Linked DNA regions of Homo sapiens: region 1 is linked to region 2. The links are chromatin contacts, found by Hi-C or POLR2A ChIA-PET in ENCODE. All regions are on one chromosome and are shown on one strand. Each heading gives the region's core, a stretch centred on a gene start or an enhancer-like site at or near the end of the contact. The rest is flanking DNA. Distances are from core to core; before and after follow the strand shown. Region 1 overlaps HNF4A (hepatocyte nuclear factor 4 alpha). Region 2 overlaps OSER1-DT (OSER1 divergent transcript).

Evidence for each region. A loop is a pair of places that touch in the nucleus more often than their neighbours do. ChIA-PET counts read pairs that join two places held with the same protein, here RNA polymerase II (POLR2A). Pooled maps may share reads with other maps.
Region 1: a map of Caco-2 shows a loop between it and region 2 (6-fold over the local background). The contact joins two enhancer-like sites. A Hi-C loop is called at or near these places in 1 of 168 maps with a recorded cell type or tissue (Caco-2) and 1 of 50 pooled maps. POLR2A ChIA-PET finds 5 or more read pairs at or near these places in 3 of 52 experiments (Caco-2, HepG2 and MCF 10A).

Annotation. Positions count from the first base shown.
Region 1 is chr20:44,409,835-44,412,924 of GRCh38, forward strand. All of the region lies in intron 3 of HNF4A (hepatocyte nuclear factor 4 alpha), which reads left to right. Among named protein-coding and RNA genes, the nearest start is that of MIR3646, 3.3 kb to the left of the region's middle. Within about 2 kb of position 1,562, at least 4 of the 41 ENCODE cell types and tissues checked have a DNase peak (open chromatin) inside an H3K27ac peak, as active enhancers do.
Region 2 is chr20:44,216,250-44,219,574 of GRCh38, forward strand. The region is part of intron 2 of OSER1-DT (OSER1 divergent transcript); the gene reads left to right. Among named protein-coding and RNA genes, the nearest start is that of OSER1-DT, 7.0 kb to the left of the region's middle. Within about 2 kb of position 1,687, at least 6 of the 41 ENCODE cell types and tissues checked have a DNase peak (open chromatin) inside an H3K27ac peak, as active enhancers do.

The sequences.
Region 1 (3,090 bases), core at 312-2,811, 190 kb after region 2:
CCTTCTTTTTTTTTTTTTTTTAGATGGAATTTCGCTCTTGTTGCCCAGGCTGGAGTGCAATGGCAGTATCTCGGCTCACTGCAACCTCCACCTCCTGGGTGTGAGTGATTCTCCTGCCTCAGCCTCCCAAGTAGCTGGGATTACAGGCATGTGCCACCACACCTGGCTAATTTTGTATTTTTAGTAGAGACAGGGTTTCACCATATTGGCCAGGCTGGTCTGGAACCCCTGACCTCAGGTGATCCGCCTCGGCCTCCCAAAGTGCTGGGATTATAGGCATGAGCCACTGCGCCCGGCCCCTGGCCCTTTCTTGAGCTGCTGCAAAGCCAGCAAACCCCTTACTAGGCTCCTGGAAGGGGGATGAGAGCCCCAGACCATTCAGCCTTAGCTCAGCCTTGAAAATAGCTGCTTGCTTCCTGGCCCAGGGAAACGGACATGCTGCCCGGAGGATAGGAGAGTTGGCTGATGGCGAGTGAGCGTGGGTTAGTCGATGCTAGTGTTTGTTTACATGCCTGGGTTACCTGGAAGATCATGACACATGCAGTCACTTGGTTGTTTTGAGAACGGGCCAGAGTGACAAAGTGTTCAGTTGCCACTGTGGTCAAGCCATAGGAAATGAGGGTATTCCTAGCTGTGCCTGTCTTCTAGGCCCCACCACCCCTCCTCAGCCTGCTGGGAAGCTCCCAAAGCCAAAAGAAAGTCTCGGTGGAAGTCTCACTGGCCAGGAGAGTTGGGACAAGTTTTTATTTCTTTTTCTTGATGACCTTAGGAGAATTTGAGGACTGAAACCCTAAAATAGTCCCTGAGAACCAGAAAGTGTGAGCTGGAAAGGTAGGATTTCAAGACCAGCTGAGTCTATAAGAGGTCATCAAATCTACCTGCTCCCCACTTTACAGAAGAGGACACTGAGGCTAGAGAGGTGATGTGACGGGTCAGGGGTGGAGTCAGGTCTAGAACTCAGGCTCCCCAGAGCTGAGCAGACACCAAGCTCCCTGGAGTGAAACTTGCAGTGATCAGCTTGGGAGGCACATTTCTTGATCTAGATGGCTGAAACTTTCTCTCGACCACAGAGAGGGGCTTCAGGTCTCATGGGCCTATAAGTCTCTGCCACAGGATAGTCCACCATGGCTGGAAGGGGCTCCCTGGAAGGCCAAAGAATCCAGGGAGAACCCTGGGGGTCAGTGGGCCAACAGCAGGTCAAGAATTCTTTCCTGCAACCGAAAGCCAGGGAGACAGACACCTGCCTTGGCCTAAGCTGTCAGGCCCAGGACAAATATTCGGCTCCTGGCATCAAAAACCCAGCCCAGAAAGCGGACCCAGAGTTGCAGGAGGTGAGCGTAGGTGATGGGCCAGGGGCCATCTGAAGAGGCCTTCCTCGGAAGCCCCTGCCCTGCTCCCCACAGCCCCCTACCCAGGAGTTCCCTGGGAAGACAGGCTCATCACCTCTCCGCCTCTGCCCAGGTCGGTTAATATTCAATAGAAGTTACATTAGGTCCCCGACCCTGCTAATACTGAGCAAACATTTGGAAAACATCATTCCGTGACTGAGCTCGCGCCGGGCACTGATAACGCCCGCCTAACCTTGAGGAGCCCTATCCGCAGCTGCTGACAGCAGCCCTTTCATTCCGCCCGCCGGCCACTCGGCGCCCTGATGGGTGGGTGCGGGTGCTGGCAGGAGGCTGCCGTGGGAGGGGTGTGGGCGGGTGGGGTGGACGGCCCGGTCAGGGAAGCCGTGCTCTGAGCTGGCCCCGTCCACATGGTGGTCTGAGAGGAGGTTGCTTGCCTCTGGACTTCTGTTCTATCCACTGACTCCCGGGCTCAAGTGCAAAGGATTTGACTTTTATTCTCTGATTTTAACAATGTGTCAACATCAAGAGAAAGTTGAATAGCTGGGGTGTCAATGTTCCCTGGAGAAATAGGGTTCTTATAAGAATTAGAGTTTATGACCAGGTGTGGTGCCTCGCACCTGTAATCCCAGCATTTTGTGAGGCTGAGTGGATCACTTAAAGCCAGGTTTTCGAGACCAGCCTGGGCAACCTAATGAGACCCCGTCTCTCAAAAAAAAAAAAAAATTTAGCCAGGCGTGGTGGCACACGCCTATAATCCCAGCTATTCGGGAGGCTGAGGCAGGAGGATCGCTTGAGCCCAGGAGGTTGAGGCTGCAGTGAGCTATGATTGCACCACTGCAGTCCAGCCTGGGCAACAAAATGAGACCCCATCTCGAAAAAAAAAAAGAAAAAGAATTAGAGCTTGTCTCTTCCAATGCCTTCGTTCTCTCACTGCACAAATATTCATTGAGTACCTACTGTGAACCAGGCCCTGTTCTGGTGGCTGGGACTACAGCAGTGAACTAGAGGGATGGAGTTTTGGCCTTCTGAAGCTTTCCTTCTCAGAGAGAGACAGATAGTAAAGGAAGTAACAAATAATTCTACAATAAGTGACTTGAAGAAAAATAAAGCATGGGGGGCAGGGCCAGGGTGGGAGTCATGTTGTGTTAGACAGGGTGGCTGGAGAGGGTGTCTGAAAGGCGACATTTGTGCAGAGGCAGGAGTGAAATGAAGATGCTGCTGCGCTGTGCAGGAAAGGGAACCCCAGGCAGTGACCACAGCAGCCTACAAGCGTGCGGATGCGTCCAGGTGGGGAGGCGGGTTTTCGCGGACAGAGTGTGTAGGGGGAAGCCGGTAAAAGGTGCGATCCGAGAGGAGAGGAAGGGCCCTGGGGACTTGTGAGGTTGGAAGGCACTGGTTTTGAGCAGCAGGCGACATGACTTGAACGGATCCCTCTGTCTCTGAGAGGAACACAGACTGCAGGCGCAAGGCAGAAGCAGAGCCCAGGAGGAGGCTGATCTAATCCAGGAGAGACAGCGGGCCTGGGAGCAGGGAGGGAGCAGCAGGTCTGTTTGTCAGGATCACGACAGCACTGGGGTGTGAGGGGAAGCCAAGGAAGGTGGCCAGGCTTGATGCCAGTCCCTGAGACGAGAAAGAGTGCAGGGAGCCGGCTGGCAGGGAAATGCCTACGGGTAGGGAAACTGAGCCCCAGAGAGAGGCTGCGATTGCCACCGGCACACAGAGTGGCAGGTTCCAGACAGGA
Region 2 (3,325 bases), core at 437-2,936:
CTGTGCTGTCACTGCCTCTCTGTGCTGATATATCTCTAAATTAGTTCAGTTTGGACAGAGTGAACCTGAGAGATCCGTGGGGCAGCCGCGTGGAGGTGTCTAGCAGGCATGCAGATATATGGTTCTGAAGCTCACATGGGAGGTGGGGACTGGAAATAAAGACTGTGGAGTCTGCATACAGGTGGCCATTGAAGCCACAGGAAAGGTCAGGACCCTTAAGGAGAGGGTGGGAGATAATCAGAGGAAAGAAACAAGGGAGCCCTGGAAGGCAAACACAAGCATTCCAGTTGTGGGAAGGACATAGTCCTTTCTGCAAATGAATACACTGCACCTGGCTTATAGATCTTCAGTCAACAGATAGTCCATCCCGCAGAATTTGTTTGGCTCTGGGTACCCTGACAAAATGGAGTTCCTGGAGCCACAGCCCTAAGGACCTGCCTCAATGGTGGTGATCCTCCCCACTTTCTTCTACCATGAGAGTCCACTGGGGGCCTGTTGGCTTCTCTGGGCATCTGTTTTTTGCCCCTCCCTACAACTGAAGAGCCTCCAGCTCCTCTGTCTACCACCCGTCCACTTCGTCAGCTCAGGTCCCCTCCCTGTCTCTACGACCACAGTAACATTTCACCTGGAGCTTCTTCAGGTCCCTCCTGAACTTATTTTCAGCCCTTTACCCGTACATTTCTTGTATCTCCTGCTAGATTCTAAATTTCTGGAGGGCAAGAAAAACCTATTATGTTGACTTTCCCTCCCTCAACTCCTGCTCCCCTGTGTGTGTTAAATGGCCCGACCCCGTTGTCCCATGGGACTTCGCATGCAGTCCACCAGAATAGGAGCTGTACCTACCACAGGAGCCAGTGAGTCCATCAGTCAGTCAGTCATCTCAGCAAATAATTCCAGTTGTCTACTGGCTTTCTGGAAACATGACTGGGGACTGTTGATGCCTTTGACAGTTGATTCAAGCAGCAGGACCTTTCACAACAGCCTCCTGTTTTTGTGGATGGGGAATAGGCAAGGGTTGGGAAGCGGGAATTCGCCGCTCTTTCTTGTCATTCTCTTCATAGCCCCCAAGCTACTGTGGTCTATTGTTTTGATAGTTGCTTTCCCGAAATGTTAACAGGATGGAGAGTAAAGGAGGTAAAGGAGGACTCTGATGCCTCAGCCATGCGCCTGTGTGCCGATTCCCATTAAGCCTGCACCAATTTGATTTCCAAGACTCCAGTCAATCCTCAGAGCTCCAGGAGGGGAGGGGCAGCTTTTCCTGGTAGCTGCTGATCACCAGCAGAGGGAGCCCTAGGACTGCAGGGCCTCTTTCCTTACCGTTGGTGAAGCCCTTCACTGTGGCTTCAAAACTGTGGAAGACCCGGGATTTGTGGATCACTTGCCTTTAGAATAGAATCAAGAAATAAAGCTGCAGAAGAAAGAATCTCCATGTGGTAAGGATTGGAAGGGAGTGTTGAGAGGGGCTTTTGGGGTGCTGGTAATATTGTTCTTTGACCCGATGTTGGTTATAGGAGTGTGTGCTATAATGTGGTATATGTACATTTTTCTGTGCGTATAACTAAACTTCAGTTAAAAGTTTTTAAAACTTAAACATCTCTATGTATACCACAAAATAGGTATCAGGTTAGGGTGAGCGGTTTTTTTCCCTACAATTCTTAACCTTATCTGAGTCACAAGACAGCCCTCCCTCCCTTCCTCCGAGAAAGCCACAGACCACTGGTTAAGGACTTCTCCTGCAGCAGCCGAATAGAGAAAGTGAGCAAAGGACATGAGCAGACGGTTCACAGCAAAAGAAATACAAATAGCACTTAAACTTATGAAAAAATGCTCAATCTCAATCTTCAAAGAGAAGTGCTTATAAAAAGTATGCGGAGATACCATTTTTAACCTGTCAGATTGGCAGAAATCCCAAAGCTTGACAGCATGCCCTGTGGATGGGGCTGGAGGTGGGGGAGTCGGGAGAATAAATAGCAGGACTTTTAATACATTACCAGTGGGATTGTGAAATTGACAGCCCTGTTGATTTGGGCAATATCTACCAAAATTACAAGTCTAAGAGTCTACCCTGTAGATGACATTTGTACCTATATGTAATAATTTATGTAAAAGATGATCCATTGCAACATTGGCTGCAATAGCAAAAGATCAGAAACAACTGAAGTGTATGTACAGGACTGGTGCATCCACAAAGCAAAATACTATATAACTGGGAAAAAGTTTGAGGAAGCTGTGTGTGCGCTGAGGAAAGATCTCTAAGATATAGGTGAAAAAAAGCACGACGTACAGCTAAGAATATATGTTTGTATTGCTTCTATCTTCATAAAGAAAAACTGATAAGCTAGACAAGTAACTAAGAAGTGTTTCAGGAAGTGGTTGGGGGCCAGCAGGAGGGGCCGGGCTTCTGAGTGTATACCTTGTGTTCTGATTTTTGAATCATGTCAGTGTATAACCTGTGCAAAACAAAACAAAGTTTAGAGTTCCTGCTCTAAAGCTGCTGAGCTAAGCCTTTAGGAATTCATAAATTATTATATCTGCCCAATTAAAGAATAGGTGGGTTTGGTTTTTCAGTTTGAACTGAGCTGTGTCTTGGTGAGAGTCTTCAGCTTACTCCACATTTGAACACAGTTCAGGAAAGTGTATTGCAGTTTCCTGGCTCAGCCTAACTCTCAAGAATTCTTTCTTTACCCTCCATATGCTCAAAACCAATCTTGCCCCTCAAGTGTTGACACTCAGCTAGCTATCATTTTTCAAAGTATTTCATTTTCAGCTTATGTATTCATGAGCATCTAACTCTGCCTGAGGGGGAGAAGAGAAGTTTTCACCAGAAAAGTATATCTGTGTTTTCAGAAACCAATAGATATGAAATCTTGCTCTCCATCCCTTATCTTTGCCTGTCTCTATAGCCATCCTTTCTCCTTTCCCTCCTCCTAGCTAAAACCAATCCCAGCTCTCCTCCCTTCTCAGGAAACTCACTTTCTTCTGTATATGCAAACACACATCATGTCTTCTGTCATAGTAAAACCAAAAACAAAAAAAGCAAACCCCAAACCCACAAAGCCCCCTTCTACCCAGGTTCCCCACAGAGCTCCTGTCCTTTTCTCCCTGTTGGAGCCTTAGCCAGTGGCTCTACTTCTTCCCCTCTCCACCCACCCCCCTTCTCTCTCTCTCTGGGTCGGTCTCTCTCTGTCTCTCTCTCTCTCTCAGTGGCTGTACTTCTTCCCCTCTCCACCCACCCCCCTTCTCTCTCTGTGTGTGTGTGTGTGTGTGTGTGTGTGTGTCTCTGTGTCTCTGTCTCACCACCCTTTCTTCAATCTACTGCAACCAG